Regions from separate parts of the Mus musculus genome. Here region 1 is linked to region 2. A link is a loop called in an ENCODE intact Hi-C map of the cell type or tissue named here. Cell type or tissue: left cerebral cortex. All regions are shown on one strand. Links, peaks and the distances in the headings refer to the core of each region. The heading gives the core; the rest is flanking DNA. Region 1 holds the start of Gm24780 (a small nucleolar RNA gene). Region 2 has its middle 85 kb from the start of Gm24780.

Region 1 (16,206 bases), core at 4,157-12,156, 92 kb before region 2:
CCATATCATATCCTTCGTTCAGCATTATTTGCTGCTGTTAAATGTCAAGGTGTCTCAGCCAAGCCAAGGTTAGACAGTAGCTATAGCTGTGCAGCCACCCTAACTGAAGTCGACTTCCCTCAACTGCATTCTTTGTACCCGCTGACTGGCACAGGAGGTGGAAGTGCTCCTGCCTCCCAGAAAAGCTGACCAGATAGAATTCAGACTGTCAGGAAGGTGTTGGGTGTGGTTTGCTCAACTCAAAATGGAAATTGAAGCTGATGGGTGGTAGATGCTGGGTTAGGTAAAGTGGTCAGTACTTGCACATGAGTGTGCTCAAATTCCTACATATAAACCTGGCAGATCAGGTGAGTTCCACTTGTATTCTTCAGTAAATATTACTGCCTCTACCTCTGTGGCAGAATATACATGAGCCACACCCAGCCATCCTCACCAGAGAAGACTTCACTCTCCACGAGTAGCCACTAACAAAGGCAGACTTCTTCCTCTCATGTAAAATGTTCTTTTGACACCCTGAAAACTGTCCTCCTGCTATTCTTTAGTATTCACACAAACACTGTCCTTGAGCAACAGTGTGAAGCACATTAGATCCAGACCAAAGTACAAACACTGGTTCTATCCCAGCATCTCAATGCTAAGGAGCCTTATCTCTCTGAGCCTCAGTGTCCCTTTCTTTAAACACCCAAGACATGTTTTGATGTTTTTATCTCTATCTCTGTCTCTCTCTGTGTTTATGCCTGTGTGTGTGTGTGTGTGTGTGTGTGTGTGTGTGTGTGTACATTCATGTGTATATGGACACAGGTTCAGACTGCATACTGTGCATATGACAAGCACAGGATAACCTGAGGTGTTGGTCCTTAAGAGCCTTCAGCACTGTCTGAGATAGGGTTTCTCCCTGATCTGGAGTTTCACCAGATGGACTGGCGAGCCAGTGAGTTCCAGGGATCCACTACACCTGGCTTGTCACATGGGTTCTGGAAATCTAAATTCAGGTCCTCATACCTGCAAGAGGCTGAACCATCTCCTCAGCCCACGGCCTCGTTTTTAAGGAATAAGTGAAATAATTATTCATGAGAGCGCATTGTAAAGCCTGTGATATAAAAATGTAAATGTCTCCTTCTACCTCCCTCTGTGTGTTTTGTCTTTCTCTGCCTGTATGTCTTTCTGTCTCATTGTCGTTTTTTGTCGCCATCTGTGTCTTTCTCTTCCTCTCACACTCTCTCTTTACCATTGTTATTCATTGATAAAGGCCACTAGGAAAACAAAATCCATGAGGATAAAGACATCTCTGAAATTCTCATTTCTCAGAGATACTTGTCAGATATATTTCAATGACCGTGCCATGTTCATTTAGCCAAAAGGCAGCACTTAGTTCTTTCTGCTGAGACACAAGAGGATAGAATTAAAAGGAGAGCAAAGGCCAGGATGACTGAAGAAAGCACACTCACATTCTTCTGTGGACACTGCCTGGTAAACAATACCTGAGGTGTCAATTAGAGTGACCTCTGCAGAAAATAACCAATCCTTAAAATGACAGATAATATATTTTCACACATTGTAGTAAAAAATATCTATGCTTAAATGATTTGTGGATATTTTTCTAATTCAAGATGAACTCATAATTCACAGTTTCCTCATGAATAATTAATAATTAGACTCTTCTTTGCACCCATCATGGGATACTAGAGGCATTACTCAAGAACGCTTTGTTGTAACTTCTGAAAGCAAAGAACAAAATGGGCGAGCTTCTGGGATAGGCTTAGGCATCAACCCCATGGTTAGACTGAATAATTTCAAGGCAGAATATAGATTTTGCAAATCCCAATAATTAGCTTAACCTAAGGACAGACTCCCAGATGTTTCTTTTAAAGCCTAATCATTTCATCGTTGGCAGGGTTAGAGATACCTTGGATCATTTCATTGTTCCAGGGTAACTCCTTCATAACTTAAAATAATTGACATAGTACGTATCTTATAATCTTAAACAGTTCAGCCAACAATTTTGTTGATTGAAAATATTGTTAAATACATTTAAGCAATAAGTTTGATCAAAGAACTAGTTTGGAAGAATGCAAATGGGTCATCACAAGCTAGTGCCAAAACTAGAAAAACATTCCAAATGGTGTCACCTGGCTAAGCAAAGCTCACTCTTATGGCAGACTCCCTTCGCTGTGCACATTTGTTTCATTTTATAGCAAATAAATCCATATTTGGCACCAAGTTTCCCAATTTCATGTACATGATACTGCACAAAGTTCCATTGGGTATTTTTAAAAGATCAAAAGATAAACAATTTACAAATAAGGCCATTTCTTCTCTGTATATTAATTGAAGGGTCTACTGAGATAAAAGTTATTTGAAACACATGTGCTAAGAAGGCATAAAACTGCAAAGAGAGCTAACTATAGATCAATTTAAAATAAAGTAACCCTTATTCCACACCTCCCACCAATTAATTCTAAAAATTAGAAATGTAGTAAAGTTTAGCAAGATGGTCTGTTAACACATATTTTTACTAACTTGAAAGCCCATAGTCCCATGATTCCTGCCAATGGTCTCAAATGCATCCCCTGGTGTCCCATCCACTTGCTGCCCTGTGTGTTGCCAACCCAAGTGACATGTCCCTGTACCTTTCTCAGCCACTATGGTGTTATATCTTCTACTCAAGAAAAACCTGAGGATGTATTTGTGGCCTGAAGTTTGGAGTCTCACCCCTTCCCTTGGGTTTTCTGAACCTTCATAGCAAGATAGCTCCCATCTTCTCCAGTATCTGATTCAGCTGGATAAGGTAAAAAATGTTAACCAGAAAGCATTGTGGTGTAGCTTGACGGGAGCATATACTACTGGAGTCTTAAATTTTTCTCAAACCTAATTTTAATAACAGTTCTTAAACACTTTAACCTCCCTTATGGAACCTCTGGTGGAAGAGAAAAGGTTATTAGGATACAAGGGAAGTGGATCTGTTTAGAAATTGTTCTTTGGAGCAAATCTAATCTGTGTTGTCAGGAAATCAGCAGTTTAGTTCACAGAAATCAGCATTGGCAGTTTATCCACTCGCAAACACGAATATACCAGTATTCCAATTCACCAGTGTCAGAATAGTAAACATGAATCAGCAGAGGTAGCGCAACCTAGCAGAAATAGTCAGGTCTCAGCCAAATCAGCATGAGTCAGCAGGAGGGACTAGGACCACCAGAGACACCAGGAGAAGTTCTTCGCTATGCCTCTCTTAAAGCAGAGATGAGCAAAAAATGTTGAGACCAAGAAGCATTGCAAAGCCAAGCCTTCATCACTGTCCACTGAGTCCTCTTTACACATTCTCCAAACATCACTTGTCTTCCACAGGTCTTGCCTCAGCATGTAAGTCTGTCTTAATGAACCTCCACTTAATTCTCTATCAGCCAACATCACTCTGTCAATCTCCCCAAGTCTCAGGAAGTGACAAGAAGCTACAGAAACCTTGCGAGAAGATTTGTGGTACATTTCTCTCTATGGAGTCACAACAAATGTAGCTCAACAATGCAATGTAAGGCAAACCAATACATGTGTGTTGTTAGCAAAGAATCAATCATGCATCGTGCATCCTTTCATGTGCTTGCTTTAGCAAAACATCCTTTCACCTGTGTCTGCTTCAGGAAAACACTCCTTTATTTGTTCGCCCCAGCAAAACACCATCTGACACAACTTGCTTTCCTAAAAGGCCATGTTTCCACTTCATGCCACACCATTATTCCTCCTGTTGTTTCTACTGGTGGTGTGATTATTACATTCTGTGTCTGCAAGCACGTGCTCATCTTCCCTTTACGTTCATCTCCCATTTTAGTTACAGAAGAATAGAAATGAGAATAGACTAGATTAGGTTTCTACATCAACATACCTCAGCATGTCCACAATAATGTTTTTTGTTTTTTGGTTTTTTTTATGTAACAAGTAGTCATAAATGGTTTGGGTTGATAGACAGATGGCACGGCACATAGACTGATGGCACAGCACAGGTCAATCAGCCCAAGTGATATGATGAGTTTTGGTAAATTGCAGACTCATTTTACAAGTTATGAACAAGATAATCACACAATGCCTTGTTCCCACGGGGGCTGCCAGGGTTAGAGAGGATACTGCAGAAAACTCTAAGGAGGATGTTACTGGAATGCATGGCCATTTGAGGTCATATGGGTGCAAAATGAGCCTTTCATATCTGTCTAGAATAGACAATAAGAGCAGAATGTGAAAACATGATGCACAGACTCTTGCATTAGCTCTGTGGTCTCATCCCAGAACTCTCTAAACTGAGTCATCATGACACTGCTACACTGTGTTTCTACCCTCATCTCTCTTTGCCTTGAAGTGGCTCTTTAAGATCCTTGATTCTACCTATATCTATTCTAAGTGACCACATTATCCATCACAGATGTGTAGCCCTCTGTGTGTGAAGTAAGGGTCTTGTCCTGATAGGAGTGTGTTATTCCCTGTTGATAGTCTGTGTGGTAAGGCAGGAATGCCACCAGTCAAAGATGCCACAGGATCTACACAGATGTCAGAGGGTTCTGATGAAAGACAATACATTTCCTTCCAGTTATCTCAGGGACACAGTCTAGGAGTTGAGTGCTGTCTCTGCACCTACTGGTGAGCACCTAAGCACTTGGCAAAGAGACAGTGTGTAACAAGGTTATATGGTGACCATCTCATAGTGTAAGGGGCCACAGAGCCCAGAAGAAACTCACGAGAGCCAGAGCCTGGGGACACACTCAGGCTAGGATGCCACTCAGTGTGTGACTTTCAACAAGAATTGTATCAACTGTGTGTCTTTCTCGAGTTACACAAGGCAAGAATGAGTGAGGCTGAGCTAGGGTCAGCTTGTTTAGCATGCACAAGGCCATGGAGAAACAAAGCAATAACAAACTGCACAGTAACTGAATCTGTCGAAGAAGAAGAAGAAGAAGAAGAAGAAGAAGAAGAAGAAGAAGAAGAAGAAGAAGAAGCAGCTGTGAGGCACTCAGAAGCCTGGATGCCTTTGCCAAGTCAGACAGTTCTCCTTATGCATTCTGCCCTGGTATGTTGGGGATTTAACTATTTCTTAAAAGACCATTCAAGTGCAGCTGAGCTGTTTCTTCACATGCCTGCAGTTTTTGGCCATGTCACCTCCAGACAAGTATTATTACTTAATGAAAAATAAGTAAATAGATTTTTCTTTTCAAATTAAGAAAAATTCATTAGGGATGACACAACGTTGGATGGCAGCGAAGTGAGGCTGCAAGCCAGTCTGTCTAATTTGGGATGCAGGAACATTCAGCAGTGGAGGATTGAATTGATTCTGGAAAACATGCACTTTTGGATGCACTATGGAGTCTTTTAATGTATCTAATTTCATTAGGAGTTTGAGGGGAAAATACCAAGACTTCTGCTCTCTGTGGTCACTTGCTCTGTAACCCCTGACAGTCATTTAATATCCCTGGGTCTAATTTTATTTGCAAATCACTTGGAGGAGTCTAAGGCCAAGTTTAGGGCTGCAGAGATGACTCAGTCTTTAAAGTGCTTGTCATGCAAATATGAGGACCTGGGTTTAATCCCCCAGGACCCACATGGAAAATTCCAGGGGTAGTGGTATATCCTTGTAACACTGGGAGGCTGAGACTGGGTTTAGTGGCGAACCCAGGGCCAGTGAGAGAGCCTTTTTCAAAATAAAGTGGACAGCACCCGAATAACAACACTTAAAGGTTGTCCTTTGGTTTCCACATGTATGCACATACACATGCACCTGTGCATGTGCGCGTGTGCATGGGCACGACCACACACACACGCACACACACACACACACACACACAACATAAAAAATAATTAATCAAGTAGTGCCTTTGGATTCATTTCGATTTTAAAAGCGAGTTTTCTTTTCATTATTTTTTTTCCTTTTATTGGAAACATGAATGCTTGGCTAGGATTAATTTACCTGGCTGAGTAAGAGCGTTTATAAAATGAAGCTGTCAAAATGAAGGAGTGACTTTTCAGAAGGAGAATATTAAAGTGCAATTGACCTTGAAGCATCCTGCCTGGACATGGCTCACAACCTCTATCCAAAGCAACATTCCTGAGACTATTTGCCTAGTATGCAAATTAAAATCATCATTAAAGGACCAGTGATGGTGTAGTAGCTTTATGATTAATGATTTTCATGGCCATGGGGAGAGATGGTCATTAATTGGCCTGCCTGATCTCTTGCTACTTCTGTCTCTTGGGGTGGAGCCAGTTGCTGACATGACTCCTTGAGGGGCAGGAATACTCTTCACCTGACCACCATGACCTCACCCCTCCTCCCTCCATCTTAACACGGAAGGAAGATTCTCTCCTGAATAATAGTAATAATAGACGCAGTGACAGAAGTTAGATAATATACTCTGTGGCTGACAAGAAGAAAAACAAGACACTAAGGAAGAGGAAATACCAAGTAAGACTTAAGAAAAATATGCAAACCACAGGCTAGTTTTTATTTCAAAAGGTGGTGTGTATCTTCTTTGTTCACGCTGCTTTCTCTGCTCTTGCCTTTCTGGGTGATGATCGTCTGGCATTGTGCCACCTTCCTTTATAACCAAGAGAACATCTATGAGACTCCATGGTTCTCGTAGATGCACGAGCATTTGTAGCTCTAGAACTTCTTCAATTTGGCGACTCTGTAATCTGTAAGCTGTATCCTTCCTGCAAAAAGAAGACACAATATGTTCAAGGAAATCTCAAGGTCAGAGTTATATGTTAGGAATTGGTAAAGAACAGAGGATTTGAAAAGACAGCACAAAGATTATTCAAGGGTATGAATCCTTAATATGATGGACTCCGATCTGGTCATCAGAACCTAGAGTAGCTGAGGGTAATCTGAGCTGCTCACATATTCATCTGTATAGTAAATTCCTTCACTAGACTTGAGATTATCAGGGAGATGCTGTACATGGTATGGTGACATGTAGAGGTCAGAGGACAACTTCTGGGAGCCAATAGCTTCTCCCTTCCACCTTATTGAGGTATTTTTCTTGAGTCTATGTTGCATATTCCAAGCTAGCTGTTCCCCTAGCTTCCAGCTGATTCTTCTGTACCCTGGAGTTGGTGTGTAAAGCTTCAAGCATCACAGCTGACCACATGAAGTGACCAGCACTCAACACTTAGTTGCCACTGTCAACAGAATAATGACCTGGTCCCCATAGCCTACCACAGGAATGCTAGGGGTAGAGATGGGGACCACTGCTATTGGTTTTTATCTGTGTTAGGGTTTGCAAGCATTATTAGTCTTATCTGCTGAGCCATTTCTTAGGCTCCAGCTAGTTTTAAACCAATCTCACATTACTGCCATCATCGGCATTTCTGCCCCTGGTTTGCTAAACTCTCTCAGCACAAGTCCTCATCAGGACCTCTTCAACCTTTTCCTTTCTAATACTTTCTCTTCTTATAAAGTAGACCTTGCTTTCCTGCAATTATTTCTGAACTTATTTCGTTCTTTGCACAGCCAGCTCCTAAGAAAGCCGTTTGCTGTTCAGTGCTTCTCATTTTCAAATTTACCTCTAGGTTGGGCTCTCTCAGAAGTAGACCAGCACAAGGATTCAAGGGCAAGGAGCTAATTTGAGTGACAGATCCAGAGAATACTTTAGGGTGGAAAGGGAGATAAGAAAAAGAAGAAAATCAATGCAAGGGCAGCCAATCATGCCGGTGACTCTCAAATAGGATCCACCTCTAAGCCCATGCTCATAAATGCACTAAGTGCTTCTGACCACATATCTATGTCAACTCAAACCCAGCAGCTACATCTATACTAAGCCCACCTCTCCCAATCCCTGCATATATGACATTGAGTTATTTAACAACATCTCTGAGTTCTAGATAACGCTTGCATAAGAACAAGAGCAGTGCCATAGGTTTAAGTTGGGGCTCTTTGTGTTAAGCAGCAAGCACTACAGGGGACACAGGAAGCAGCCAGCATTCAATCACTAGCTGCCATCGTTAAGGGAATAATGGCCTGGTCCACAAACCACCTCGTGACCGTGCATTTCCTGTGCACAAACAACCTTGTGACTGTGCATTCCCTGTCTTTGTTCAAGGCTCTGCCATCAACCCACTTGCATCAGAAATTTAAAAATCATCTCAGAATCTTTCTCGCTCTCAAACATCAGGCGCCACATTCTGCCAACTCTTTAACTCCCACGTTTTTTCTTAAATTTGTCATTTCCTCTTCATCCTTCTTCCTCTGCCTACTGCCAGCTCTCATAATTTCTGACTTAGAATTTCTTGGGGGGGTGTTCGCACGGTATGCAATACCAAGCATAGTGTCTGACAGAAACTAATAATGCAATAAACATCTGAGCGGTTTAACCAGCAGCAAAGCATCCCTGTCATCACAAATGACACCATGCTTCTCCTAAGTACCTAAGAGTCCTTGATTCCACATTTTTCTCTGAGGCACACATTACACATGACTAATCTCGGTGCCTCTTTCGGCACACTATCCTGTGCTGGAGTCCTAACCCTGGGACTCTCACATATCCTCCAGTTGTCCTTCTCTTACTGCTCAGTGTGAATTCTACACTTATATGATTATTGTTCTCTCTCTCTCTCTCTCTCTCTCTCTCTTTGTGTGTGTGTGTGTGTGTGTGTGTGTGTGTGTGTACACAACATGTTCAGAGGTCAGAAGACAACTGCAGAAGTCAGAGCTTTCCTTACAAGATCTGGGTCCCAGTGAATGATCAAACTCAGGTTGTCAGACTTACTCACTGAACTATTTCCCAGTCCCCTATCAGTTTCAGGTAAATTCTTAATAAATACCGTCCTCAATACTCTGAAGATTTTTGTTAATGTTTGTCACCTTAGCCTTTCCCACCTTTTCCTTTTCTTAATTTGCTTTGGCAAAAAAATGAGCTTTGCGCTGCAGCTGGAGCATGCCAAGGCTGTGGCTTGTTGCCAATTCTTTTCTTTTGTGGACCTGTTGTACGATCTTTGCTGTGATCATAAGAATAGATAACTATTCACCCAATAGAGAACACCAGCAGCAGACAAGCAATTCTCTCAGAATCTAGCTTGCTAACCTGTGAGTTTGTAGGCTTTACTCAAGGGAGTACTAGTGAAGAGTTTACTAACAGGAGCCTGGGTGTCTCAATGGCACAAAGCCCATCCCAGCCCTGGCATTCCCTGAGCCACCTTCAGACAGCTCCACTGCCGTCTTCTCTCTCTAGCTCCAGGATTTTGAAACATTCCAAGTTCCATATTTTTCATCAACTTTCTACTCTCATATACCTTCCTCCTCCCTCTTAGGAGGAAGAGACTGTATAAGGAGAACCCCTCTTCCCTGGGTCTTTCTGTAGATGTATCTTTCTCATCATTTGTGCAACAACTCACCACACTTATCTCACTAGTTGATTTATATTTTTACGTCTTATTGTCTGGTCCCACTCCTAGAGTATAAGCTACAAGACTCGTCTCATCAGTTACATAGAGCTGAAGGCAATGCCTAGCACATACTAAATTTCAATATACTTTTGTTGTTAAATCTTTCTTAATCCCTAACTCTGTTTAAAAATAGGCTCTTTAGGACAGTTTTAAAGGATAAACAACACAGATATTAACGAAGAGAACTTGAATGCATATAGGTAAGGAAGGAAAATTAATTTCCACACATGGGTAAGGCAAACTATTAAAATACTTTTGCCGTCAATTTTTAATTCAGTCCATCCATTATCATTATGATACGGAAGGAGGAAAGGTCTAAACGACTTCAATATAGACAATGGCTATGTGCTGCTGTGTGCTGAGCAAACACGCTTCAGCAACATGAGAGACCACCACTTTGATCAGAAAAGACCCACTTCTGTTAGCCAAATAACTTTTGGGTTGAATATGGTAATAATGAATGCTTTCTCTCCTGTGTTCCCCAGCACTGAATCTATGAAAATTTAACATTGTTCTAGCAGAATAGTCATGGAACGGCACATTCAAAGTGATGCCACTTTGGTAGCATGAGCTGAAGTAAGGGACTTGGAGGCATTTGGCACAGCACAGTGGGCAGGTGCTTATGGTGTCAGGGCCATAGGCTGCTCAGCAAACAGCAGGTGTCTCAGCCCTGTCTCTGCGGTGGCTCCATGCTGCTTAACCTGGAAATCCTCAGCCAGTTTCCAAGGCTCCTTTGATTTCCCCTGAGAGTCCCTGTACCAAAAACAGCTCTTATGGTAAGCTTGAGCTGAGGAACAAATCGAGCTGGGAACGCTCCCATGATTCCCATCCCCAGAGAAGCTGCTGCTTTTAATTATAGCACAGATTTCGATTTCCAGCATGCTATTTTGAAGAAAAAAAAACATGGGGGATGGGAATAAGGAAAAGAAACTACCAAGATATTTTTTGAAAGCAAAGTCATGAGTCGGGGCTGTGGTGATGGGCGCAAGAGCTGGGGCCAACCATGGCATATTAGTCAGGGTTCTCTAGAGTAACAATTTATAGAATGTATATATATATATATATATATATATATATATATAATGTGTGTGATATTAGAATATAAAAGATATTAGAATGACTTACAGGCTAAGGTCTAACTAATCCATCAGTGGCTGGATAGGAACAGATTGTTCAAGAATCTAGAAGTTACTCAGTCCATGAGTCTGTATGACTTTATATGCTGTAATCCCAAATAAGTAGATTCTAATTCTTGAAGTAATTGCCTTGCTAGCAAGATGAGGGCAAGCAGGCAAAGTGCAAAATCTCCCTTCTTCTATGTCATCATACAGACTTCCATCTGAAGGCTTGGCCCAGATTAGATCTAATTTAAAGATCTGGATTAAAGGCCTGTCTACCCATCTCAAAGATCCAGATTAGAAGTGGATCTTCCTACTTCAAATTAAGCAAAAAGTTCCTCACAGGTGTGCCCCCCTATTTTGGGGTTCTAGTTAATTCGGGATGTAGTCAAATTTACAACCAAAATTAGGCATCACAGTGGCAAGAGAATTTAGAATCACAAAACCCTACTTGAGTTCTAATTAGGTCAACCCTGATAAGAGCTGTAGGAAGTCTCCAGACAAAGATCTCACGTCTCTATAGCTAAGACAAACTTCTTTTAAAAGTCCAGATACTTGCCAATCATAATAATACAGAGCCAGAGAAACAGTCTCTCTAATGCCTCTGAACTGATTTAGAGGTTGAGAAAAACAGATGTTTGTAGTGTGAAATATTCTCAAATGATATTGATGGATAGTGCCTATCTTCTCTTTCAGACTTCATGTTAAAAGTACAAAGCAGTGTCTACAGTGGCAGGAATCTCCTTCTGATGTCACCAGTGTTCCTCTCTTCTTTCAGGACACTCAGGTTGGCCCTATCCCCAGCCCCCAGCATAGTTCAATGGGACTAAACTTTAGTCAAGAGAATGAGAGGAAAGGCTGTGTCTGACCTTTTAAGGTGGACCCACAAACCCGCTGAGGATAGTGATCATTGTAGTTCTCCCTTCCAGACAGATACAAGTAAAACCAGTGACATTGAAATCAGCCGCTGGAATACAGGATGGAAGAAATAAGGGTGTTTGAGTCCTTTGGTGAAAAACCATGCTTTCAGGGTTGCACTGCATGAGAAACAAACTTCCTTTGTCTAGTCGCTGGCGAGGGGACTTCGCTCTCATTTCTGTTAGCCTTGTCTTTACAAATTCAACAGGTTCCACTTCCTGCTCAGAAATGAAAGAGTCCAGAGAGTCTTGTTTCTCTCCTGCTTTTCATTAAAAATTGCTGAGAATTTTTAAAAGGATTTTTAATCTCATTTTATACACTTTCACTCTGAATGCAACTTTCCAACTGTAATTCCCAATTGGGAAAATTTTGTTTCCAGTGGGTGTTACATAACTGCACAAAGGGCTGAGAGCTTTCTGATGGGAACTTTTCTGTGTGTGTGTGTGTGTGTGTGTGTGTGTGTGTGTGTGTGTGTTTCCCTGCACTGATAACTTTTTAGGTTAGTTAGCAATGAAATTTAAAACTGTGGGCATATATTATAAGGGAAATAAAGATAAGATAATTCATTATGCTAATTTCAAGTTTCCAATCATCAGCTCCAAATGGTCTGCCTAATTAAAACACCTCTCTGAGAAGTGGCTCCCAAGCGGTCCAGACACCAGTTTTACATTATCAGCCCTTTACATTGTGAAAATGTTCATTGGAACCTTCTCAGTGCTGTGTGAAATTATAGATTTTCTAGAGATGCAGTCATTTCTCAGTATAAGACTCCTTTATTCCCAAATCCTATAAATTTCATTTCAATGTGTGTGCCTGGTTCCAGACCAAGGTTTTCTTATAAGGAGTTAATCAATCATAGTTCTAAAACTGTACCATGCAGACAAGAAAACAAACTGTTCTCAGGTTTACAAATTGAAGGTTATGGAAATAAATCCTAAGGTGTTGACTCATGCATGCAGCTCTGTGACTCTATCAGCACTCAATTTGTGTATGTAAATATTCACTAACCCCTGGAGGTTTATAAGTGAATGAGAATTCTTGTAGAGAAAGGCAGACATAGTCCTCTCAGTGAAAGTTGGAAAAAAAAAACTCCTAATTGTGGTAAACTGCTTTCTTTGGAACAGAGATAACAGATTGAGTCTTGGTCAAGACACATGACAGCTTTGTTGTCAGATTGCTTTCCTTTGGGATTAGTCTAACTACCCAATACTCTGAGTGTCTGATCTTTATTAAAAGTAATTGGATATTTCAGAGTATTTAACATTAAGCCAGCAGGTGAGTCCCAGATGCCTCTCTGGGTAAATCTTCATTCACCTCTAGTCTTTCCCCAAGCTCCTCCTTCCTTTGCCAGGTTTCCTTCCCTCTCATCCCATTTTACTGATCCCTCCATCCCACTACCCACATAACAAAGGACAGTGATTTAAAGTATCTCACAGTTGCTGATTATCTATGTTTACCTTACAGCCTCACCTTATGCCATTTGCCAACTCAAAGCTCTCCTGGAGAAGGAACACTGGGGTGCAGTTGGATGACTTTAAAACTTAGTCACTAACAAATAGTCTAGGTTAACTTGTCTTTGGACTTTTAAAATACCTGTAAAATGAATCTATGGCAAAAATAAGGTGTAAAAAGAGTCCCTCCTGGAAGCCTATCTGGAGTTGGGAAATGGGTGGGCCTGATCTAAACAAATTATATTAAAGTATGAAATACCAGAGAATCCATTTTTAAAATTCCTTAATTCAGTGTTGTTGATGCAAAAGACAGAGCTCTCAGCTGCTCAAAGGGAATAAGTAAGAGTTTATTCTAATTTCACACGTGAATGACCATGGCCCAGGAACACAGATTTTGGTACCCTGAAATTTCATGTTCCAGCATGGAATCAGTTTTGTGAAGTTTTTATAGGAACAGAACAAAGAAAGGTATAAGTCATGACTCGCTGAAGCACATAGGTGGGAACATCAGAGAGGTGATCACACCAACTTGAGAATCTCCCCTGCAGGAATTAGATTAGTTACCCAGTGACATTCCTAGTTTGGGGGGTCTGTGGGAGCTAGTTGCCTGCTAAGGTAATGGCGTCTAAAAGGATTTTATAAGTTAGTCACAGGATATTAATTTTGGCACAGAGATGGACAAGGGATGGATAAGGGACGGTTATTTGGTTACTCATGGGGCTAAAACTAGCCCAGATAAGGTAACTAGGCTCAGAACCTGCCACACTCTCACCCCTCTGTGTTACTGAAGTTCTAATCAGCCAGTTAGTGCGGCTTCAGACACACCTCTTTTTTCTTTCTTTTTCTTCAGAAGTTCTCCTTCACTGTCCTTGGCTTTACTGTCCTTGGTTGCTTTCTATTGCTGTGATAATTATCATTACCAAAGCAATTTTGGAGAGGAAATGGTTTACTTCATCTGATAGCTACTAGTCTATCATGAAGGAAAGTCAGGGCAGGAACTCCAGGCAGGAATCTGGCAGCAGGAGCTGAAGGCAGAAGTCATGGAGGAGCACTCTTACTGGCTTGCTCTCCACAGCTTATTCAGTTTCATATTATACAGTCCAAGACCACCTGCCCAGGAGTGGCACTGCCCACAGTGGGCTGGACCTTCTCATATCCATCAAGGACATCCCCCACAGACTTGCTCACAGGCCAACCTGATGGAGGCATCTTCTTCAGCGAGATTCCCTCTCCAGATGATTCTCCATATGTCATGGCGACAGAGAAGTAACTAGCCCAACAATGTTTTCCTTTTCTGAATAAACCCAACCTCTCTCCCTATTCCCTGCTCCCTCCCCCTCCAAAAAAAAAAAAAAAAAAAAACCCATACACATTAGAATCTCTGAAAATGCTCAAATTCAGTAAGTTTTAGTGCTTTGAAAGTGCTAGACACAAAGGAGAACAGATACAATCTCACAGCAGATCCAAGACTTCCTAAAAGCTGTGTCTGTCCCCCGACCCACAACCCCTCTACCTGTTGTTCTGGCAATGGGCAAAGAGACACCTTGTTGGTGGTGGTGTTTTTATATCAGTCAGGGGCAAATCAGATGGCAGTACTTTGTTCATCCTAGCTTGATGCCTGGCTTGATGGTCAAAGCTGTTTTATGCCTAGGACTCATAAAAATCAAATCAAACCCAGGCAGCACAGCATGGGAGGAGGAAGACAGAAATCTGTGTTCCACCATGTGACTCAGGTATAGGTTGGGAAAGATGCCCACAGTGCCCCTCGACCCACTGCACAGGCAGGCCATAGACACCTGCCTGCCAACAAAACATGCAGCGTAGACAAAGGGTTGTCACTCAGGGGCCTGTCAACTGTGGCCAGCCTGTAGCAGTAGTGACAATGTGCAAGTCTATGGTGGGCAGTTGAAAAAGAAGGAGAAGTGGAGTAGCATAAGCATTATGAAGAGAGAATGAACTGGAGACTCAAGAGTGGAGAGGAGTAGCCTGCTGTGAGTGGCCAGCCCTGCCAGCTGTGGCTATGATGAGGTCCCAGCCCAAGCTGCTGCTGAAGGCCATAACTGGGTCCTTGTCTACAAGGCAGCAGGGATCAGTGTCAATGTCTGTAGCTCATATTACCACTAGAGAACATGACCACATGGATGCCAACGGGCTGGGCAGAACTGGCTCTGCCCCTTACTGCCTTTGGCACGCTGAAAAGCTAGCTCCACCCCTCAGCCTCTTGACAGCAGCAGCACTCAGGAGAGTAGGGTCCTGTACCTTGCCCAGGCATCACAGTGGATCTGGCACTGGTGGTGGGTATGGGAGAGCTGACCCTGCCACTCATCTTCCGTAGGGTTGCACAGGTACAGAAGTGATGTCTGCCCCCAGCCCCTCTCCACCTCAGGCAGTTGGGAAAGCCAGCCGCCCACAGTGTCATGAGCCTAGGAGAGCTAGCCCTGCCCCTCACCAGCTGCAGAATTCAGGAGTGTGGGCCCTTCACCTCACCCAGACAGTACAGTAGTGCTGATCCTGTTGGCAGGGGTATGGGTGAGCCACCCCAAGGGTGTGATTGAGGGATAACTGGTTCTGCCACTTGCCTGTTTTAAGGTGGCTTGGTGGGTGGGGGTGGGAGATGGCCTCTGCCCCTTTGGCTCTTGTCACTGCCACTGGAGGCAGTGAGGAGAGCTGATTCAGGGTCATGAGAGCAGGTGATCTGGCCCTGGCTCACCAGCAGCAGCACTCAGGAGAGAGGGCCCTGTACCCCACCTGGGCAACACAGTGGAGCTGGCTCCCATTGCAACGGCACAGGTCAGCCAGCCCTGAGGCTGTGAAAGTGGGAGCACTGGCCCAGCCCCTTACAGGCTGCAATACTTGGGGGAGTGGACCCTGCACCTTAACTGGGCAGTACAGTGGAACTAGCTTTGGAGGTTTGGGTGTGGGTAAGCTGGCCTTGAGGGCATGTGAGCAGGAGAGCTGACCCTGCATTCTGATGATGATGGCATTGGATGTTCTAGCCTGAATAGGGCTAGAGAGCTTGCTGGTGATGCTGATAAGGGAGAGCCAATGCAGAGACTGGCTCAGCTACCGGCCATGCCCAGATCCAGGGCTCTGAGTTGGTCCATCCCAAAATCTACATCATCTGTGAATGGTTGAGGCCAGTCCTGCTGATCCAAAGCTTCAGGATCTCTATGACACAGGGTAACAACTAGATAACCGGGAGGAGTCTCAATGAGAACCCAATATTGATGGAGTCATAGAAGGCAGAGATCTCAAACCATTGCAATCAATATTTGCAAGTGAAGATATGTGGACAGAGGGAC
Region 2 (16,206 bases), core at 4,959-12,958:
TCATTAGGTATTGCATACTTTGCAGATAATATCTCTAATTCTTACAGCAATCCTGTTAAGTAATATTTATTTCATTTTCTGATAGAAGCATATAAGTGATATGAGAGAGAAATAGTTGAGCTGGAAATATATGAGATTAAGTAGGTTTTCAGTGACACAGACCTGGAGAGCAGTGACCTAAGATCTGACATTACTTAGATTGATTCCATAGTTGGTACGCACTGCTTCTTATCCATAGCTTACCAAATGAGGTTGTATCTTGTTGTTGGGGGCAAGGGAAGAAGTAGGCTGTAGTGGTAGGGTACTTTGATTGCCATCATTTACTTGATTACAGAGACTGAGAGTACACTAGGAGCTTCATCTAATTATCAGATGAAGGTATCTATAGAAACAAAACTATTATGTAACCATGAGCGTTCTGTTGCCCCACACCTGAGCTGGAATGCCAGTTCAAACATTTTCCTTGAACTTTGTGTACCACGTGGTAAATGTTATTGGATGTGAAGAACATGATCTGGATTAGCTAGTGGAGTCCATGCTGCTGACAGACCAGAGGATGGTGACTGAACTGGGGTACTGAATGGCAGCTGGGAGGGACTGAGCAAGCACATCTTTTCCTGTTTTCTTTTGATACATTCAAACTGCATGAAAGAGGAGACCTGAGATTTTTTATGCTATTTTTTAAAATCATAATACTTAACAAACTCTCTTTTTATTAAAGAAAAAGAAGATTCAGGCTCCAACCTTCCACTGGGAAATTTTAGCTAAGAATTTCTTTAATAAGATAGCTCTGTTTATTTTCACAGTTCTCTCCTATTTATGGAAACTGATTCTAGTTTTTTTTTTCCTCCTCTGGTAATGACTTTCATTTCTCTATTATAAAACTTTCATTTGAGTTTGCTTGAGTGAAACCAAAGTGGGTCAATTTGAAGAAGTTATCAACTAAATAATAGACTACATGATACTCAGGCAGGACAGGAAATCAAAGGTTCTGTAGATCACGGAAGCTCATCTAACTGAGATTTAGGGTTCTGTCCTGATTCTCCTGACGAATAGGAACCCATGTTGAACAGCACCAAAAACCAAACTGGACAGAAATCAAACACTCTCTGTGGTCATCTCCACTTCTGCCCTCCCAAAGTTCTGAAGATCTTTTTCTCTTTCCATGCTTTGTCCTATAGAACTTTCTTTTATATCAGCAACCATTTATTTTGTCAAAATTTAGAAGACACTTCTTTCTATTCCATACAACTCACAATGTGGGCAGGTGCACCTTCATGTCTGCCAAATGGCTTTTCCATCATGGGTGATACTTGAAGGTCTAGGATCAACTGAAACCCCTGTATTCATAACTAAAGACATCTTTATTAGTGAGTGGTATCAAGGTTTCTAAAAAGAAGTCTGAATGTAGAGAAACTCCAAATTTTCCTCATTTTTATCTTAAGGGTCATTACTTATATCAATAACCACAAATAAATGCCAAGAATATAAGTGCAGCTGATCTTGTTACGATTTATTAAGTATCAGCCATTTACTAGTCATCATTTCCAGCACTGAAGATTCACAATATGTTTAATATCCTAATAGCTACAATTCACTGAATGCATGCAACTTGCAATGCTGCTTAGTTCTAACAACAAGCCTGTAAGATAGAAGACACTATATGTTACAAACTAAGAAGCTTGTATCCACAGAGTTTAGAGAGCTCATCCAATGGACTCACAAGTGTCAGGATTACAGGTTTATGTATTTCAGATCAGTTTCCGGGTTCTTGTGTTGCATTATTTTTCCTCCCAGACTCTCAAAGGCCGGTAGTATATGACTCAGCAAGACCTACATGTTGTTAATATACCTGAACTAACAGTCTATCTAGAAAGGTGTTTGATGAAAGATAAATATGAACATGCAAAGCAATAGATGAGAAGTGATAAGACCGGGGCAGTGTGGACTGTTCTGGTTAAATAAGAGAGTCTGTGTTGATAGTCAGAGGGACAGAAAAAGACAGGTTGATGGTGCTGGGGCATGCAAGCATTCAATGGGGAACTTTTGGATTTATCCTACTAGAGAGATGCACACTGAAGACTCTTTACCAGGGCAAATTGGTAAAGATTACATGTTTTAAAAAAATCCATATGGCAAGAGTATTCAGATGAGTCACCAGGGGAAAGAATTAAGGAGGCTAGAGATGAAAAACAAAAAACAAAACAAAACAAACAAAGAAACAAACAAAACTAGCCAGGTGTGGTGGCGCACACCTTTAATCCCAGCACTCGGGAGGCAGAGGCAGGTGGATTTCTGATTTTGAGGCCAGCCTGATCTACAGAATGAGTTCCAGGACAGCCAGGGCTACGCAGAGAAACCCTGTCTTGAAAAAAAAAAAAAACAAAAAACAAACAAACAAAAAAGGAGGCTAGAGATGTGGACTTGAAATTACTTCAAGATGAAATAATTTCTCTGATTGAATGGAGTAGCCACCATCCAATCAGAGAAAGGACATATGTGTCCCAGAAACCACCCAAGGTTACATATCTATGGTGCTTCCCATGTAGTTTTGGGTTTCCTCTTTAGAAAGGGATCCACAGTAGTGACTTGCGGAGAAGACAATCAAAACTGGCCCTCACTGAGTCGGGTCACCAGAGGACACCAGCTAAAGGTTTCCGAAGATGATGTATCTCAGAGTAGAGTAAGGAATCAGTGTGGGTAACATTGAAGGTAGAACTCTGGGGGGAGAGAGGGAAGAGCAGAGGAGAGCTCCTACATCAACTGAAGCCATGTTGGGTATGAAGGGCACAGAGAAGAATATGGATATTGTAAACAGTGACCATTTATGTCATCATTTTGATAATTTTTCAAAGACTTTGCCAGAACCAAGTCTGTGGAAACAAATACTTCAGATTTATGATATTGTGAGCTTGCTGCACACTGTCCACCAGGGAAGTATTATGTGGCTCACAAATGTCCATCTGTCCTGTGACATCACTGCCATGTGACAATCTGCATCCAGGTGCAGTTTCTGCTTGGCCTTACTATTTGACTGCCCATTTTTGAAGTGTAATTAGCTAGTAAACTATAAACAAGGTAGAGTTACACTTTCTGGCAAATTCTTTAATGTGACTGATTACCCTCAGCCAAAAAACTACAGTTGCATGAGGTTCTTAAATAAAAACCACAAAGTGATCTTCCCATCTGTCTGAGTCTCATGATAATCAAAGGCATCCGCAGCGCATAGAATTAGCAAGTCAGGATTTGTTCACAGGTTTGGAAGAATCCATCATCAGTTTGACAGATGGAACTGGTTTTGATTTCTCCATTGCTCTCATTTCTGAAGCTACACAGCCCCTATTAAAGGGCTTGTTGGAAGACTAAGACCTGGACCCAGGGTAATTAACTGCAGGCAGGATCTGCGAGGTTGCTTCATTATTTATCATCAGACATAAGCTGAGACTCAGTCTGCACACCATTAGAGGGGATCAATCTGCTGTTATTCCCCCAACCCTGGAGAGAGCTCTTAGAGAGGGCACATGAGGATACCTGGCATGCTCTGTGGAAGGAAGAATGGATGACTCTGCTTCTCTGTACCATTATTGGGGCACCTGCTGTGTTCTCAGCTGCTGTTACTACAAGAATTAATGATGAGTCACCAGTTTTACCTGCACATTCAAGCTCTAGCTATGACTTCACAGAGTAACAACAATGACAAGGACAGTAGCTGGAGTTGTTAAGCATCATGTCCAAGGCATGGTCCTCCTGTGTGTTCTTTGTTTTAGAGGGATAGAAACAGGAATCCACAGAACCCAAGTTTTGCCCGAATTCACATACTTACTAACAGGGTCAAAATGTAATTCTCTGCTCATAATAATCTGTATAAATAGCTATGTCTCATGGTAGACAGAATGATTTATTTCTTTTCCATACTCATGGAATGTCTATAAAAAAAGACTGAAGAGAAAATTAATAAATGTATTATTCATCTTGAGGTAGAAGTAAAAATGATACCCAATCCAGCTGAGTGATGAGTTCTAAAAGGTATCTGTAAATTAACTTCACGGCATCTATTTATGGAATGATATATTTGGGAGGTGTTTCAAAATAATAATGGGATGATATTAACTGCATCTGGTCATGTGTTGATAATTGTTGAAGCAAGGCAATGGCTACACTGGGGTACTAATAGTATTTGTGGAAGTTTTTCCATAATAAAATCCATGTATAAGTGCGCGTGTGTGTGTGTGTGTGTGTGTGTGTGTGCTTGTGTATATATGTTTGTATATGTGTGTATATTTGTATGAGTAGTGTGCATGTATGTGCATGTGTATATGTATACAGAGAGATTTATTATAAAGAATTAGGCCATTTAGTTACTGGGAAATTAGCAATCCAGTAATAAGCAGCAAGGATATCTTGAGACCCAGGAGCACAGATTACATGGTTCAGTGGGCATTGGTGGGGGACAGTCTAAAACCAGTATTGCCAATTCTTTACACTATAGCCCAATTCCAAACTGAAGTCAGAACAGCAAATCCCAAGACCTTCTGTGGATTACTTGGGGACTGACTGCTATGTGGCAAGTACTCTTCTAGTCTACCAACTCCAATCTTAATTAGAAACACCCCCACAATCACACCCAACCAAGTTGACATAACCATGACCATCGTGGTATCTAATGAATAACATGTTTAAACATAAAACAACAGAGGAAACAAGGGAATAAATTATCTAATAAACTTCTCTATCATTACATTAATATACAGAGAGAATTATGTAAATGCCATAGACTCATGGAGACACCAGGGTTTAAAAAACGTTCACATAGCATCTGGCAGAACACTGGCAAAATACAAAATTTCCACACCCAGTTAATATGAGGGATCCCAGAAGGACACATTTCTGAAGGACACTATTTCTGAACCCCCAAATGTTCTGCTGGTCCTAATCCATCCACATACCTTATAACATAATGAGAAAATAGGGGGCAATTCCATAAAAATTTATCAAGGCCAATTGTGATAAATACTATGAAGAAAAGTATGGGACAGTCCAGTGTAGAAGTGAAGCCTGATTTAGGGTAAGGTGCCTTTCTCTTTGAGAACTATGGCACATGGGTCTGAAATAGTGACTTCCCTAACAAAGTGTCACAGGCTGATGGCTTCAGCAATAGAAATGTATCCTTTCTCAGCTTCAGAAGCCAGAGCTCACCTCCTTACTTTATCCCCTAGACCGTGTCTTTGTCTCAGTCTCCTTTAGAAAGAAGATAAAGTCATACTAAGTTAAGGCCTATCCATGTGACCTCATTTTATCTTAGTCACCCTTTCAAATATTGTCAGTCATAGTTGGAAACATAGAGAGGCAGATTGCACTCATCAATATACGAGTTTTAGGTAGACTAAATTTCACCCATAGCAAGAACAATATAGGAAGAAGAGGTTGGAATCGGGATTGAAAGGTACAATATAAATTTGGTGACAGACCATTAAAAACACCCCTTTCTGATAAAGTCTGCTTATTCTGGGATGTACTAGGGACTGTCACTAGGAGAAAATGCTGACGAGAGGGAAGGACTACAAGGTCGAGTGCAGAGAAGATGTATGTGCCCTAGAAGTTACAGTGAGGAGAAAGCTGGATTGTTGAGAAACACCCAAGGCTCTGCTGACTGACACCTGCAGGTTTAGGTTTTCAACTTTACTAACTAGCGAAGATGGGAGGAGTTCATTCCAGGTGGGTTTCTGTTGGAGGCATGATTGGAGTGTTAATGCACAAGGAAAACACTGGGGCACAAACAGTGGCACCTGAGCCAGGTAATAGAGTTGGAGGGAGGGAAGGAGGGAGGGAGGGAGGGAGGGAGAGAGAAGAGAAGAAGGGAGGAGAGGAGGGAGGGAGGAGAGGAGGGAGGAGAAGAGGGAGGGAGGAAGAAGGACTTCTGTTTTATCTCTGACTTGAGCAAAAGGAGTTTGTTCCTGAGGGTCCCTGCTAATACTATTGTGCTATACAGACCCAAATATCAAATGCCAACAAAAACTCGTCAAAGAATTTACTTTAATAATGGTAGAATTCATTAATTTCAGAATCTCAACTATCGACATTTAAAGTTGCATTATAATGCAGTACTCCTTCCATTATAAACACATGTAAAATGTATTTCGCAGAACTGTGCTAAGTGACATCTCCCGATCAGCCAGCTTTGACTTAATGACTATAGGGGTGGGCCTGCGTCCAACCGTGCTGATTGGTAGAATATTTATGATGCCAGAATCCTAATGTATGTGAAGATGCCATGAGATGTTAGGTGACCCAGATTCCAGCCAAGCCTTCTCTAAGACTGGAGTCAATGTTCTAAATCCCATCCTCAGGCTGACTCAGCAAAAGGGCAGGTGTATTGCAGTTCTGATCCATGTTAGGGCCTCTCCACTCCCTGTTCTCACCACTCACAGCGATGAGTCTGCTAACAAGGCAGGCATTTGCCCAGCAGGAAACAAAGCTTTCTCTTCAGATTGCAAAGTGGGTCCATCTTGTTCTTGAAACTCCTTCCTGTCCTACCCTGTCTGCCCCTTCCTTCTTTAAGCTTCCTTGGGAACATGGTCTTTTCTCTGCTTCCACACCTGGTCCCCAGTTTCCCTGTGATAGCTTCATTGCCTTCAAAGTCAAGCACGTTGCCCAAACCTGTGTCTTCCTGGTTATAAACACTAAAGGGGGCCAGAGACAGCATTTATTCAAAGTTGTCTGCATCTGCATGAAGTGGACTCCGAGGGTTTAAAGCAGAGCACACGGGGTTGGGAGAGATGGTGTGTGTGTGTGGGGGGGGGGGGGGGGGAGTGGGAAAGATTTCCACAAAATGCACCAAATTCATATGCGAAATTCTCAAACAGTAAGTTTAAGAATAAAGTTTCCCACCTAGCTCCTACTGCCCACTTTGGTAAAATGTTTTGGAGACAATATTCTACACATTTATTTTCCTAAGCACTACTCCAGAAGTCTTGTTGTAAAGGGCTGACAGACAGATAAGCTAATCGTACTGAAGTCTGATTTTTATTTCACCATAACAACGAATCAAAAATGTTATATTTGTCATGATTATAATTTAAAATGTTTCAGAAAAAGTAATACACTAATTACTGCACGCTCACAGGCTAGACGTAGATGGCATTAGAACCAGACTTACCAACACCTAGATTCTGTTGATGGCAGCATTTCTAGATACACATTAGAATGTGGCATATCAGGACCCACCCCAGACCTCCTGGGCCAAATTGCTCATCACTTGTGGGTGTCAAAGTCTCGAAACAAGTGTTTTTAACACACTCGTGTTTAGAATGCAGCATGCAGATGTGCATGCAATCACTCTTCAGCAGTTTTTGAAATGGTAGGAAGAGGAAGCATTTGAGCCTCCAACAGAATGATGTCACCACTTAGTGGTCTTGTGACTTTGGTAAGTTGCATAACCGGCTCTAAGCCTGGAAGTATTCAGCTATATAGAAAGAGATTAGGTTACAGTTTCTCAGAGTGGCACCAAAGAAATGCCAAGGCCAACTAGGCGTAGGAAGGGGAAGTGGGTGTTGAATGGGGTCAGCCAGAATAAAGGGGTGACAGGATAGAGAGTATGCCACCTGCTGGCAGAAGTGTGTACTTGCAAGAGTTGATTGACATTCAGAAAAGATGATTTGCTTTTTCTTTTGAATTTTGTTTTTATCATCTTTTTGCCTTTACATTACTAACATCTAGGGGACTAGTGGTACACTACAGGACAAGCACAGCCATGAACAAACAAACACACAAGCTAATGAAAAAGTTCTTATGAAAAAAACAAACTTACAAAAACATATGTAACATCTCTGACAGTGACTCTGGTGTCAAATGAATTGATGTTTTCTTCTATTATAAGTCCATAAGTTTTGAAATTCAAGCTTTCTATATGCTAATGACTTTTTAAAAATTAATAGAGAATATTATCTTTTTGAGGCAGAATAATGGTTTAATCAAAATGTTCCTGATTTCTTTGATTTATTGATATAATTTCAAAAGTGAAGGAAGGAATGAGGAATTCATCTATTTTAATATTGATTGGATAGAACAAAAATGTAAAACTTATTATATTAGGGAGGTTGTTTGAGCAGGTTTCTAGACAGACAGGTTTCCTTGAGTGACTCCTTTATCCAAAAGTGGGCATTACCAGTGTTTCTTTAGATGATGGCATTGCAGAAAGCATTCTGCAGGCAGCGTTGTATAGCAATGAGACAATGGCACTCATACATTTGTAGACTTATACTTTTTAAAACCTACTTTAATAAGGGTTCTTAAATGCTTTAACTTCCCTTTTAGCCCACCACGCGCCAGAAGTAGTGGAAAGGAAAGGATTATAGGGCAAAGTGGGATGTGGACTTGTTTAGAAATGGTTTTGGGGAAAGATTCCAATCTTCATTGTCAGGATATCAACAGCTCAGCTCACATGAATCAGCAACAGTAGCTAGATCCACTCACAAACACCACTCATGAACCAGTAATGGGAGTTCGATTCAGAAGAAACTGTGAGGCTCTACCAATCAACCCAAGTCCATGGAAGTGGCAAGAAGCTGCCAGAACGTGATGAGAAGTTCTTTGGTGAGTTTCTCTCTATGAAGTCAGTACAAACAATGATCAACAAAGAAGAAGGCAAGGTGAACCAATGCCACAGTGTCATCAGCCAAGACCACCAGCAGCAAAGCCTGAAAAGACCAGAAAAAGAGTGACAAGGTAACGCCCACAGCATGTTGGGTTATTACCAAACATCATGTGCCCACTCTAGCAAAATGTCACATGTCCTTTTTCCAAGCAGCATCCAGAAAAACATGTCTGTTCTCAGCAACCATCCTCCAATGTGTCTCTTTAGCAAAACATCCTCTCATAAAATATCACGTGGCACAACTGAGTCTCCAAAGAAACCAAAAATTTCCACTTCACACATTACGCTATAGGATGTGACTTTGTCTCACAAACCCATCACGCTCTGGGTTCCAGGATCCAGAAACAGAGGATTCCAAATCAGCATGAAAAGAAAATTCAAAGCTTTATTTTCAGAGTTTTCAAACACTTACCACTATTTGATGTTGGGGAGGGGAACTAAAAAACAGTAATGTGGTATAATTTTTTCATGTCTGGGATTACTTGGTTCCACCTGATTATCACTGTTGGATATATTGTTCATTTTTCTTAACAAAATAGTCTTACAAAATGAAGTTAGGTATATTTGAGTGGCCCTTGACAACACTGTACAAACACAAAAACAAATGCTCAAAATGTAGCTGTGTAACACCGGAAGCTACATGCATAAAGAAAAACAACTTCTCATGACTTAAGGCGGTGTGAGATTTTTTGAAAAACTTCATTCTAATTTTGGCAAATCATCATATCTTCTTTACTCTCTGGAAAAAATAGAATAGAAAAATTATTCAAATAAAACTGTCCTATCAAAACCCAGAAGAATCAAGGCAAGATTTAGAGCCCATATTTCAAAGAAAGTTAGGAGATCACAGAAATCTAAAACAATGCATAATTCATGACAAAGCTTGGCATAGTTAAAATGTCCTTGAATTTTAATTGGATGCCCAGATAGGAGCTTCTATAAATTCTGCTCTATGATGGAGCCATAGAGAATTTTTATACTTGTATAATAATTTAGTTCACCTCTGCAAAAGAAAAAATGTGAATTGAGCATTTCTTAATGAAAAATGTGTGCTTCTGTTTGTTAGAGAAGTGGGAAATCAGTAGTTCCTGACCAGCAAGGCTTGTGAATCTCATGTGTGGGTTTTGTTTGTTTGATTTCTTTTGTTTTAATGTGTATATGAATGTTTTTCCTGTCTGCACGCCTCATGCACTAGCAGGCCAGAAGAAGGAATCAGTTCACCTGGAACTGGAGGTATAGACCCTTGTGCACTGCCATATGGGTGCTGGGAATCGAAGCCAAGTCCTTGAAGAACAGCAAGTACCCTTAACCAGTGAGTCATCTCTCTAGCTCCCCACTTATCCTGTTTTTGTCTTCAATCACTGAGCAAAAAGCAGAAAGTTTGCATCTCATTAAAGCCATTAAAACTATTCATGTGGGCTGACAGCTGGCTTACCCAATACCACCACTTACAATTCAGTGATGTCAACAGCTTAAATGCACCTGTCATTTCATTTCTCAAATATGTGTACAGCAGGTTACTACCATGTTCAAACTGTTCTGTCTTCACTAGTATTTTTGGATGAAGCCATATAAGTTTCATGTGAGAAACAAATGAATCTAGTCTGAGAAAGAACAGATTTGAAGGTATTCATTGTCGGTAATTGGACTATTTGTCTTTAGAGGATTACACAGTGTCAAAAGTCTATTTTCATTCAAGTGGCATATGCTTAAAATAGCTTAGATGAAAGTTATTGACAGAAAACAAAGATAAATAGTTACATGAACTTAAAATTCTATTGTGTCAGACAGAACACCTGCTAATAATATTAGTAGGTGTTATTGTTTTCCTTTATGACAATAAAGGCACATCTGTTATTAGAGTTCTTCCATTCATTCATTTTGAATCAAGGTAGATAGAATACCCTCTAATATATAATCCCAACACAGAGAATGAGTCAACTATGCATCACTGTTTGGGGTCTTAACTGCTACAAATTCCTAGCACTGTAATAACAGCGTGTCACAAGCTATTGCTTACAATAGCAAAAACATATATTTCCTGGTCCAGGAGGTTCAAAATCTGAAATCAGGTTATTGGTCGGGCTCCACTTATTCCACAGACTCAGGTGAACATGCATCTTCACTTCTTCATTCTCCACAGTTGCTGGCAACTCCCTGCTTCACTAATGAAGTGCCTTATACATTTGACCAACCTCTGTATCTGTGTTCACACAACCTTCTTCTTGTCTCAAGTTCCACATGTTCCTTTTTTTATGACACCAATCATTATATTGAGACCCTCCACTATCTGGTATGGCTTTATCATATCTACAAATCTAGATCATATCTACAAATGTTATTTACAAATAAGGTCATATTTTGAGGTACCAGTATTTAGGAATTCAACACATTTTTCTGTGGGACCTATTTCTACCATTCTAGGAATGGTCACCCATTTCTTGCCACATATGTAAGTAGCTAGCCGATTCTCCATGCTCCTCTGCTACAGCAGTGATAAGAGTCCATATCTTAAGCACTTTGTGGAAGACTCTATGCTGTCTTTCCTCATACCTTCAAGCTCTGACATCTTATGTTTTTCTACTCACCACCCACCATTCTAGGATCACAACCTTGATCCCTAGGGATGTTTGTCTGTTTGTTTGTTTGTTTGTTCCAATTCTCATGAAGGTAGCTCCAGGAATAGGAATGAGGTCAGCACAGCCAACATGGTTTCCAGATCCCACAGAATAAAGAATTCTTCAAAGTGTGTGTAGGGGTGTAGTCACCCTGAAGATAGCTGGCTCTGGGACTTCTATTCAAATCCTGAGGAGAAAACTACCTTCTTTTTCTACTTTCCTAATCCAATAAGGTATCAACTTAGAGGGGTGTGGAAAAAAGAGAGAGGTATTGTTCACAATAGACAATTTATTAGGAAGGTGTATCAGCCTCATAATAAAATATCAATCAAAATACTTATGTATGAAATATAACACACAAGACATCTTTAAACCCTCTCTATGGTTCATGTAATAGGCAGGAAAAAATGTGTGGGTGTGGGAGGTGCTGAACAAAAATTTTAAAAATATAAACATAATTAGCATGAAAGATTGCTGATGTCCATAAAATGTTGCAACTTTTAAAAGCAGATGTATTTTATTTAAAAAGCATGATTACTCTGTAACCCCTCTTTCTCCTCAGTGAGAATTGGAATCATTATCTTCTCTTTTCTCCCTGTCTGATTTCTGGTCCATAACACTTTGAGGGCAAAGGATGAGTTTGATTTATCTTTGTATTCCTAGAGTTTACTTAGTGCTTAACTTACATTTTTAAGTTAATTAGTGGCTGAGTGAATAATATGTAAATGATAAGTAGGCAGTCTCACTGGTATGTGCTGTCTTGTGCCACATTGAGTCAAGGATGGCTAAGCCTCTTTTCCTATTATCTGCTCTTCCGTTCTTTCTGCCTTCTCTCCTCCAGTGTTTCTTTGCCTTTATTAGGGGTGGCAAAGCTGTCTTACTAAGACCTGATCTTTAAACCAAACAATGCTTACCTTCAGCCTCCCGGGCAAACTTTATATCTTTATATCACAGCCTTTCACTGCAAAGAGTAGTTTCTCTGTTGTGAGTAGCATTTGTTTGTAGAAACATAAATACTTAGAGGATAGTTTGGTGCTGTCAGTTTAGCTAAGCAATGCTGGTTACCACCTAGGCCCTATAGTCTTACCAGTCATGGGCTTTTGACCAGGTGTACAGTATCAGTCATGGACTCTCACCTATGAAATAGGCCTAGAATCTAATTAAAGAGTCGTTGGTTATCTTTGCAAGACTTGTGCCACTATTGCCTAGATAGGCAAATCTTGAGTGAAAAGTTGATATTATAATGTTTAGGGTTCATGTCTGGATAAGACTACTGATTCTTTTTTCCTGAAAGTAGCCTGCATGGCACCTTTAGGCTCTATGGAAGCAAGCTGGAAGTTTCCAGTTCAGTTTTCAGTTGTTTTCTCTGTATCTTGCTCCATAGACATGTTATGTCTTTAGCAGTAAGGCTTTATCATTTAGTTCTAGAGTGTGTGTGAGTGTGTGTGTGTGTGTGTGTGTGTGTGTAACCAAAAGGAATAATAAGACTTTGTACTATCTTGAGGACCTCTTAGCTCTTCCTGGTCAGTGTCTCCTGTGGAAAAAGCCCACAACTAGTACTGGGATTTTTGCTTCTGTGAGAAGGATTGTCTAGCCATTCAGAGTACCGCTCTTTAAACATTTTGAACTTTTCTCATATTTTTAAATTGGGTTTCACAGTATACTTCCACATGATTTTTCATACGCATTACTTTTTATTTGCCCACCCTTACCTCACCTTCTCATTCCCTCAATGTTCCAATCTCTCCCTGCTTAAGATTTTCTTCTCTCTGTATTCTCTTTCACACTTTCATTTTATCTACATTCTACTAGTCCTCCTCTTTAGGGCATCCCTCCATTGATCCTTTCTAATCTCCTGGCTTCCACAAGTGCTCCAAGTTAAATGAACAAAGCAGAAGAAGATTCAAAGCTAGGATCAACAAATGAGAGAAAATGTGTGTGTCCAGCTTAGATGGCCCAACTAAGTATACTTTTTTTTTCAGTTTGTCCTTTTACCTGAACATTTAATACTTTTATTTTTAAAATTTTTAGTGTATGTGTGTTTGTGTGTGTTCACATGGATGATGAGGTCTGAAGAGACAATCACATTCTGTGGAAACCTACATTTACAGACAAATGTGAGCTACCCATGTGGGTACTTGGAACTGAACTCTGGTTTTCTGGAAAAGCAGCGAGTACTCTTAACTGCTGAATTGTCTCTCCAGATCCCAAGCTCACTTTTACTTGTAGCTGAATAGAATTCCATGGCATATGTCTATGAGATTTCTATTATCCACATATCAATTAATGAATCTTTATGCTATTTCCATGTCCCAGGAACTGTGAGGAGAATGACACTAAACACAGATATGCAAGTATTGTATCTTTCAAATCCATGGCCTCTTCTACTTAATTATTATTACACACACATACAAACATATATACATACATATATTCATGCACATATACATATGTGTATATAAATATAGCCAGTTTGGTTTATTTAGTATGGCTTGTATGTATCTGTGTTCAGAGCTGTCCTCCTAAGGTTGGATAGCCTTACTGAAGGTTCTTCACTGGAGAAGACAATTCATCCCCAGAAGCCATCTATTGCCTGTAGCTTTCTGTCCATGAAAAGGACTTTGTGAGATTTGCCACTCCACATTGATATGCACCTGGTGTGGCCCTTGTGCAGGTCTTGTTTAGGTAACTATATTGTTGAGATTTCATGGCTATAGTTCCCTGTCATATATGGGAAACACCATCTCACAGGTGGTTCCTTGTGATCCTCCTACAATCTCTCCAACCCTTCTTCCCTGATATTCCATGAGCCATAGATGTAGGGATTTGCTGTTGATGAGCACTTTTAAAAGTATTCACTGTTTGTTTTTGTTTTATTTTAAGAACTTTGTTTGATTCCATAGCCCATTTTAAATTAGTTAGTTTGTTTTCACAGAAGTTAATGTTTTAGTTCTTTGTATTATCTAGACACTTACAATATTATATCAGATGTGTAGCTGTCAAAGATTTTCTCACATCTGTGGGCTTCCTCTTCACTCAGATGGCAGTTTCCTTCGATGTGCAAAAGCTTTACAGTTTTATGAGCTCTCCCTCGTCAATTGCTGACCTCACCTCATAAGCTGCCTAAGCCTATCCAAAATGTCCACACCTCTGCCTTTAGGTTAAAATTTACTCCTCATTTTCTCCTTTAACAGTTTTACGCTAGCAGGTTTCTTTTTAGATTTTTTTTTATTTAGTTTATGTATATGTGCGAATGCCTACATATAGGTATGTGCACCTCATGTGTGTCTGGTACCCATGGAGTTCTGAAGTTACAGGTTATTATGAGCCACATCATGGATGCAGGGAACTGAACCTAGGTCCTCTGAAAAAGAAGTCAAGAGCTCTTAACACTGTCTCTCTAGGTGCCAAGAGTAACAGATCTTGCACTGAGGTTATTGTTGCTTTTGGATTTGCATCTTAGGCAGGGTGAGAGGTGAGATTCCAGTCTAATCTCATTCTTCTGCATGTTGAAATCCAAGCTTCCCTGCACCATTTGTTGAAGATGCTGTGTAGGCTTAACATTTTCTCAAAACCGACTTTATTTAGAGTTCTCAAAAGCCTCAACCTCCCTTCTATGCTACCAACCAGGGGTAGGGGGAAAAGAAGGTCAGTAAGAAAAATAGTTTGTAGACCTGTTTAGAAGTAGTTCCTTGGGGTGATTCCACTCTTTGTTGTCAGGATACCAGCAGTCCAACTCAATAACAAACACCAAACACAAATCAGTAGCAATAGTGTGATAAAGCAGAAACAGCAAGACTCTGCCAAATGGGCATGGGTCCACGGAAGCATTCAGAATCAGTGGACTATCACAAGAAGTTCCTTGGTGCATTTCTCTCTATAAAGTGAAGATCAGCGAGGACCAGCAAAGCGTTTCTCGGGATAGCAATGCAGAAGCATCCTCTCATTGCTTGTGAGAGTCCATGTACATCCTTTCTAACCATCATGTGTCCTCTCAAGTGTCTGTTTTCAGCAAAACGTCACACAGTATCTTTGTTTGCTACCAATGAGTTTAGAAAGTGCCTGGAAATGCAATGATAAAACAGAAAGCTGTCTGGTTTTCATCCATTGCTGCATTTCCATGCAATTCCTAAAATCATCCTTAGCAAATACGTTTACAAACTTCCTTGATCACACTTGTCCATTGACTTCCAGTTAGATCCATGGTGTATGACGAGGCTAGATGCTCTGTTTGGGGTTTAGAAGACCCTTTCTATGTGCATCCAGCAGTAGAGACTGCTCGGGTCAGCAAGAGAATCCAGAACAACCTTAGGTGTGGTCAGTAAACACACAACCTCAATCGCAGCTGTTCACCTCCTACACAAAGGCCATGCTTCCAGCCTTCTGTTGCAGCCTTTGAGAAGTCGTGGGTGTAAATCTCATGCAAACATAAAGCAAACATGGCCATGAGGTGAACTTTTACATGGCAAGTCCATCTCAAAAGAGAATGTGAGGGTATTTCTGGGGTCCAATAACTCAAAAATAAGATGAACAGAATTTGCTAATAGATATAGACTTGGCTACCATCCAATAAGACAGTAAAAAGCACACCTCCTGGTGCTACTTTTCAACTGCACAACAATGACTTACATTCTTGACAGAGACAAAATCTGCAAGGTTCACGTGAGCACACAACGTGTACCTGTACTGAGTGTGGACTGAAGGTGCCCCTCTAGATGGATCTAGCACTTTTTTAGACAGTAAGAACTATGCTGACCTGCTTTTCTGCCACGGTTAAAATTTTTGGCTAATGATTTTGCAAACTTGATATGCCCCAGTACAGGGGAAAGCCAGGGCCAGGAAAAGGGAGTGGGTCGGTTGGGGAACAGAGCGGGGGGGGGGGGGAGCATAATAAGGGACTTTCAGGATAGCATTTGAACTGTAAATGAAGAAAGT

The links. A loop is a pair of places that touch in the nucleus more often than their neighbours do. Peaks named below come from ENCODE experiments on the same cell type or tissue, not always from the same donor. Only the 100,000 strongest peaks of a DNase experiment are listed, where the experiment ranks them.
Region 1: a loop joins it to region 2, with 9 times the contacts of the local background. A loop is called at or near these places in 4 of 42 quality-filtered maps.

The regions. Positions count from the first base shown.
Region 1 is chr3:33,391,415-33,407,620 of GRCm38, reverse strand. It overlaps Gm24780 (a small nucleolar RNA gene), which reads left to right and starts at 14,422; the gene lies at 14,422-14,564. In left cerebral cortex, for the core only: no CTCF peak of the experiment used is centred there; DNase peaks (open chromatin) are centred at 5,186, 8,173, 9,089 and 10,192; H3K27ac peaks cover 7,015 bases.
Region 2 is chr3:33,299,721-33,315,926 of GRCm38, reverse strand. No RefSeq gene overlaps it. Among named protein-coding and RNA genes, the nearest start is that of Gm24780, 85 kb to the left of the region's middle. In left cerebral cortex, for the core only: a CTCF peak has its summit at 7,593 (motif pointing left); DNase peaks (open chromatin) are centred at 7,456, 8,974, 9,571, 9,930 and 1 more place; H3K27ac peaks cover 2,720 bases.